Linked DNA regions of Homo sapiens: region 2 is linked to region 1. Evidence: read pairs that join two places in POLR2A ChIA-PET (ENCODE). Cell type or tissue: HCT116. All regions are shown on one strand. Links, peaks and the distances in the headings refer to the core of each region. The heading gives the core; the rest is flanking DNA.

Region 1 (2,916 bases), core at 122-2,621:
GTTGTTTCTGAGGGGACTTGAAGTGGTTTCCTAGCTGTTTCAACGCCCTGAATGACAATGCATCCTCAGAGTCAGACTGGAGAATGGAATTCCCTGTTTATATCCACAAGACTTCTCTCGCTCTCCTTCTTTTTTTTTTTTTTTTTTTTGAGAGGGAGCCTTACTGTGTCACCTAGGCTGGAGTGCAGTGGCGCGATCTCTGCTCACAGCAACCTCCGCCTCCCGGGTTCAAGTGATTCTTCTGCCTCAGCCTCCCAAGTAGCTGGGACTACAGGCATGCGCTATCACGGCTGGCTATTTTTTTTTTTGTATTTTTAGTAGAGACGGGATTTCACCACATTGACCAGGCAAATCTCAAACTCCTGAGCTCAACTGATCCGCCCGCTTTGGCCTCCCAAAGTGCTGGGATTACAGTTGTGAGCCACTGCACCCGGCCTCTCCTTCTTTTAAACATATGCAGACTCACCGCAGAAACTGGAAACAGATTAAAAGAAATGCTGGCTTTTAAGGCGAGTTTGAAAAACGTAAAGCTGGGAGCCGGCTTCCCGCTCTCCCTGGTTCCCTTTTTGTGTTCTCTTCTGTGATTCATCTGCTCTAATCCATCACCGATTCATCATGCTCATCCATCAGACCCTTCAAAGCAAACCCTACAGCTGCTTTTGCCATTTATCAGTGGGAAATAAAAGGGAAAGGGGGAAAAGTAAGGAAAATATCACGACCTTTCTGGGCCTGGGATAATGGGTGTGAAAAAAGGGTGGAGGGAAAGCTTATCTAATGAAACCCAGAGCCTTTCTGGGATGTGAGTTCTTGAACAAAGGATTATGACTGAGAGCAAGACCAGCAGCCAGTCTGCAGTAAAGTTTCAGGGATAAAGTCTGCCAGAAACAAAAGGTTTAGTGGGAAACTAGAGGAATGTGGACAAAATGATATCCACTCCAGAGGAGTTTAAAACCTACCAATATTCATAGAAATTTGTTGTCTGTGACCAGTCTCTCAGCTTTCAGCTGTGTAATAGAACATGGGCATTCAGGTTGAGAGGCAAACATTTGACTTCAGTGCCCTTCCTTGCAAACTGGGAAATGACTGATATTGTAATTCACCGTTCTCATTTTCATAAGATGCCTTGCAAGTCCTCTGCCATTTAAACACAACTGATGTGCCTTAATTTTGAATTTGTCATGCACCAGATTTTTATTTTTTATTTTTAAATTTTTATTTATTTATTTAAAAAATAGAGACGAGGTCTCACTATGTTGTACAGGCTGGTCTTGAACTCCTGAGCTCAAGTGATCCTCCCGTCCCGGTCTCCCAAAGTGCTAGGATTACAGGTGTGAGCCACTATGCCTGGCCTCATGCACCAGTTTTGCTCTCAAATTTGAGAATCAAAAAATAAGGACTGACTCAGTGATTCCACTTCTAGTAATTCAGCCTATATACGTGTAATCCATGTAGGAGGTTACTCTCTTTGTCATCATAGAAGGTAGAAACAGCCCAAAGTTTCATCATCAATGTCATGTAGCTTTTAGAAAGAATGAGGAAGGTAAACAAACTGTGGACACTATGGAATTCTATGACTCACCAATAAAAGGGAATAACTACAAATGCATGCAATGAGGTGGATGGACCTCAAAAGCAAGAGAGAACTTACTGTATGATTTCATTTACAGGACATTCTAGAGTGGGCAAAGCTATTTTATGGTAGAAAAAGAACAAGAGCTGCCTCTGAGGGTACAAAGGTGGGGACTGATGGGTAAAGGGCATGAAGGACGTTTCTGGGGGTGATGTTGATACCTTGTATCTTGATAGGGGTTTGGGTTACACAAAAGTATTTATTATCCAAACTCAGTGAATTTTGCACCTAAGATTTATATGTTTATCAAAGCTTAGAGAATATTTACTTAAAATTTGTGCATTTTATTATAGGTATTTTTTTTAAGTAAAAAGTTATAAACCAGTAATGAAATTCTGACTAAGAATATGCTTGCTCGAGTATTTGGATAAAAGTCTATTTATGTTTTCTATTTACTTTGAAATGCATCCCAAATAATATGGATTGCTGGATGGATAGAAAGATGACTGATGGGTGAATATTTGATAAAGCAAGCACAGTAAAGTGTTAATGGTAAAACCTAACTGGTGGGTATTCACAGGCATTCCTGGTAAAACTACTTAAATTTCACTCTATTTTGAATTTGTGTGTGTGTGTGTTTGTTTTTTGGGTTGGTTTTTTTTTTTTTTTTTTTTTTTTTTTTTCCTGAGATGAAGTCTCGCTCTGTTGCCCAGGCTGGAGTGCAGTGGCACAGGCTTGGCTCACTGCAATCTCTGTGTCCTGGGTTCAAGCGATTCTCCTGCCTCAGACTCCCAAATAGCTGGGATTTCCGGTGCATGCCACCATGCCAGCTGATTTTTGTTATTTTTAGTAGAGATGGAGTTTTGCCATGTTGGCCAGGCTGGTCTCAAACTCCTGATCTCAAGTGATCTGCCCGCCTCAGCCTCCCAAAGTGCTGGGATTGCAGGCATGAGCTACTGTGCCTAGCCAATTTTGAATATTTTAATAAAGTTTTGGGAAACAAAAAAAAAGAATGAGGAAGCTTTTTATATCCTCATATAGACTTTTTTCCAGTTTTATTGTTAGGTGAAAAAAGTTGCAGGCCACGCACGGTGGCTCACGCCTGTAATCCCAGCACTTTGGGAGGCCAAGGCGGGTGGATCACAAGGTCAGGAGTTCAAGACCAGTCTGGCCAACATGGTGAAAACCCATTTCTATTAAAAATACAAAAATTAGCTGGGTGTGGTGGCATGTGCCTGTAATCTCAGCTACTCAGGAGGATGAGGCAGGAGAATCACTTGAACCCAGAAGGTGGAGGTTTCAGTGAGCTGAGACTGTGCCACTGCACTCCAGCCTGGGCAACAGAG
Region 2 (2,916 bases), core at 100-2,599, 150 kb before region 1:
TATTAACAACCTTAGCTCAGATCATGAGGCCGAGCCTAATTTTCCGACGTTGCACTCCAGGTCACTTCCAGCTTGGGCCTTCTAAGGGACTCTCATTATTCCCCCCAGCCCTGAGCTGCAGCAGATCACAGCTGCCTCTCTCTAAGGCTCACTCTTTAATTACACTTTAATGCGAACTGATCTTTGCATTAACGAGCCTGTAAAGAAGATTGATTTCGCCCCTCTTTTTTTCCAGAGGGTTTGCTAGGTACTCAGAGAGTTAAGTATTCCTATTGACTTTACTTCACCAACAGATCCAGCCAAGAAGAGGGCTCAGGCCTTTGCTGCCTCAGATCCCTCCAACCCCACCCAGGGCTTCGTCCACTCTTCACTCACCCCCGGGGAAGGGGGAAGGTGACCACCTCCCCGCTTGGTCACAGGTAGGACACCGCGTTTCTTTCCTTCCAAGTTTTATTCTCCAGAAATTACAACAGAGGGCTGTTAAGTATCCTATCCTCTCCCGCCCACCCGCCTTTTTTTTTTTTTTTTTTTTGAGAAAGAGTTTGTTCTTCTCTCCCAGGCTAGAGTGCAATGGTGCGATCTTAGCTCACTGCAACCTCCGCCTCCCAGGTTCATGTGATTCTCCTGCTGCAGCCTCCTGAGTAGCTGGGATTACCTGCACCTCCCACCACTCCTGGCTGATTTTTGTATTTTTAGTAGAGATGGAGTTTCGCCATTTTGGCCAGGCTGGTCTCGAACTCCTGACCTCAGGTGATCCACCTGCCTCAGCCTCCCAAACTGCTGGGATTACAGGTGTGAGCCACCATGCCCGGCCTTCCTATCCCTTTCATTTAATCACTTCTCTTCAGCTAAGAGGTCACAGCAAAATATAGTTAAAGCCACCTCAGATATTTTATTAAGTTATTTATAAATGAAGTCTTCCAGGTTCATTTGTTAACATGAGAGAAAAATGCTTTCCTCAAAAAAAAAAAAATTAGTTTTCAAATAAGTGGTTACCAGGGGCTAGGGTGAGGGATATGAGAAGTGACTGTTGAAGGAGTATGGGGTTTTTTGGGGGGCGGGGTGGGTTGGGGGGTGATGAAAATGTTTTAGCATTCTGTAGTGGTGATGGTTGCACAACACTGAGAACGTACTACAAGTGGCTTTTAAATGGTGAGTTAATGGTAAGTTCATTTTTTTAAATTTTCTGATTTTTTTGTGAGTACATAGTAGGTGTATATATTTATGGTGTACAAGAGCTGTTTTGAAACAGGCATGCAGTGTATAAAAATCACATCATGGAGAATGGGGCATCCATGCCCTCAAGCATTTATCCTTTGTATTACAAACAATCCAATTACACTCTTAATTATTTTTAAATGTACAATTAAGTTATTATTGGCTATAGTCACCCTGTTATGCTATCAAATAGCAGGTCTTCATTCTATTTTTTTGTACCCATTGACCAGCCCCACACTGCCTCCCCATGTCCCTGGGTACATTTATCTTATCTCATTAAAAAAAATAGTTTTCAAAAACATTTTTTCAAGATTAGAAGTAAAAGGCATTTCAATGTGTTTTCAAATGCAACCTAAACCTAAGGAATTTTAATAGCAATATTACAAAGTCACAATTAATTGTGTGCCCCTAAGTTTTGCCTAGGTCTTCCTCCTGGTTGAGGACACAGGCTGTGGGAGAGCAAATGACAAGGCACCATAAAGGGATGAAGTCTAGAACAAACCAGCTGGAGAAGTTGTTAGGTAGACAAGGCCAACCCTATGGGTAATATGCTACAGTCCATGCACAGGAGACAAAAGCTAAGACCAACTATACCACATACATTTTTACTCCCAGGACTGAAAAATTCAACGATTTCCACTGTCACCAATCTTCTCGACAGTACAAGTGCAGCAACACCACCGGAAAAACAGAGATTTTTCCTCAACAGAAATGTCATTGATGCATCAGACAAAATTACTGTTGCTGTGGGAATCGTAACTTGAGTGTCCTGGATTTTAAATTAAAAAAGAAAGAAATCTCAAACGTGAAAATCCACTGGCAGCTTCTGCCCCCATTTAACAAAAGTCTGTTTCTTTTTCTCGGCACTATTTTATGAAATTAGCTCCCTCACCGGAACCCATTCTTATTAAGAGCTTTCCTTGAGTTCTATGCTTTCTGTTTATTAAGGACAAATGGCTCCGGCATTATCCTCAGAACACAATGCAAATAAATCTGTTCTTTGACAAATATGTTAACTGAATTAGATTCCTTTAATCAGAAAGTATTAACCAACTGAAATTTTGCTCTATGACTCCAGTTCCCAAAACTATGGAAGTCTCTTTTGAAGACCTGACAGAAAAAGCCAGGTGCAGAGCAATGCCTCTTCCCATGAGGCTCTCCCAATGGTGCCACCCAGCTTGGGAGGGCTCTGGTGTCTGGAAGTCGGCTCAATTCTGCATAAGCAAAATGAAACACAGAGAGAAAGGGCCAACTTCCAGAGGCAAAAGTCCATAATTATAGGTGTCCAAGCTGAAAATTAACAAACCCACTACTTCTGTGAAAAGACAGAAAGCAACAACAGTGGTTATTGGTCAGAGGGTAACTATGTCTTTTGTGACATTATTGCCCCTACTCTCAACTTTCGGGTCACAAAGAGAATACACAAGCTTCGAGGGTACTTCTACCATCTGCTTCAACTTCCTCATCTGAGAAAAAAAGTAACGTATGTATCCCAGGTCACAACTACATTAGAGACAGCAGGACCCACACCTAGCCCTGACTTTTCTGTGATGCATCTACCTATAAACTTGTCCCAAGAAAGTTGTCTGGGCTCCTGTCACTCACATGGCCTCAGCAGACATTTGCTCTATTCTCTCTGCATATTTTGATTATTTTTTTCTGATCCTCTGTCTGCCCACAAAAACGGAATAAGAATTT

The links. ChIA-PET counts read pairs that join two places held together with the same protein. Peaks named below come from ENCODE experiments on the same cell type or tissue, not always from the same donor. Only the 100,000 strongest peaks of a DNase experiment are listed, where the experiment ranks them.
Region 2: POLR2A ChIA-PET joins it to region 1 with 7 read pairs; 4 of 35 experiments call an interaction of 5 or more read pairs at or near these places.

The regions. Positions count from the first base shown.
Region 1 is chr3:66,592,638-66,595,553 of GRCh38, forward strand. The region is part of intron 1 of LOC105377141 (a long non-coding RNA gene); the gene reads left to right. Among named protein-coding and RNA genes, the nearest start is that of LRIG1, 93 kb to the left of the region's middle. In HCT116, for the core only: no CTCF peak of the experiment used is centred there; a DNase peak (open chromatin) is centred at 1,504.
Region 2 is chr3:66,445,892-66,448,807 of GRCh38, forward strand. The region is part of intron 3 of LRIG1 (leucine rich repeats and immunoglobulin like domains 1); the gene reads right to left. Among named protein-coding and RNA genes, the nearest start is that of LRIG1, 54 kb to the right of the region's middle. In HCT116, for the core only: no CTCF peak of the experiment used is centred there; no DNase peak of the experiment used is centred there.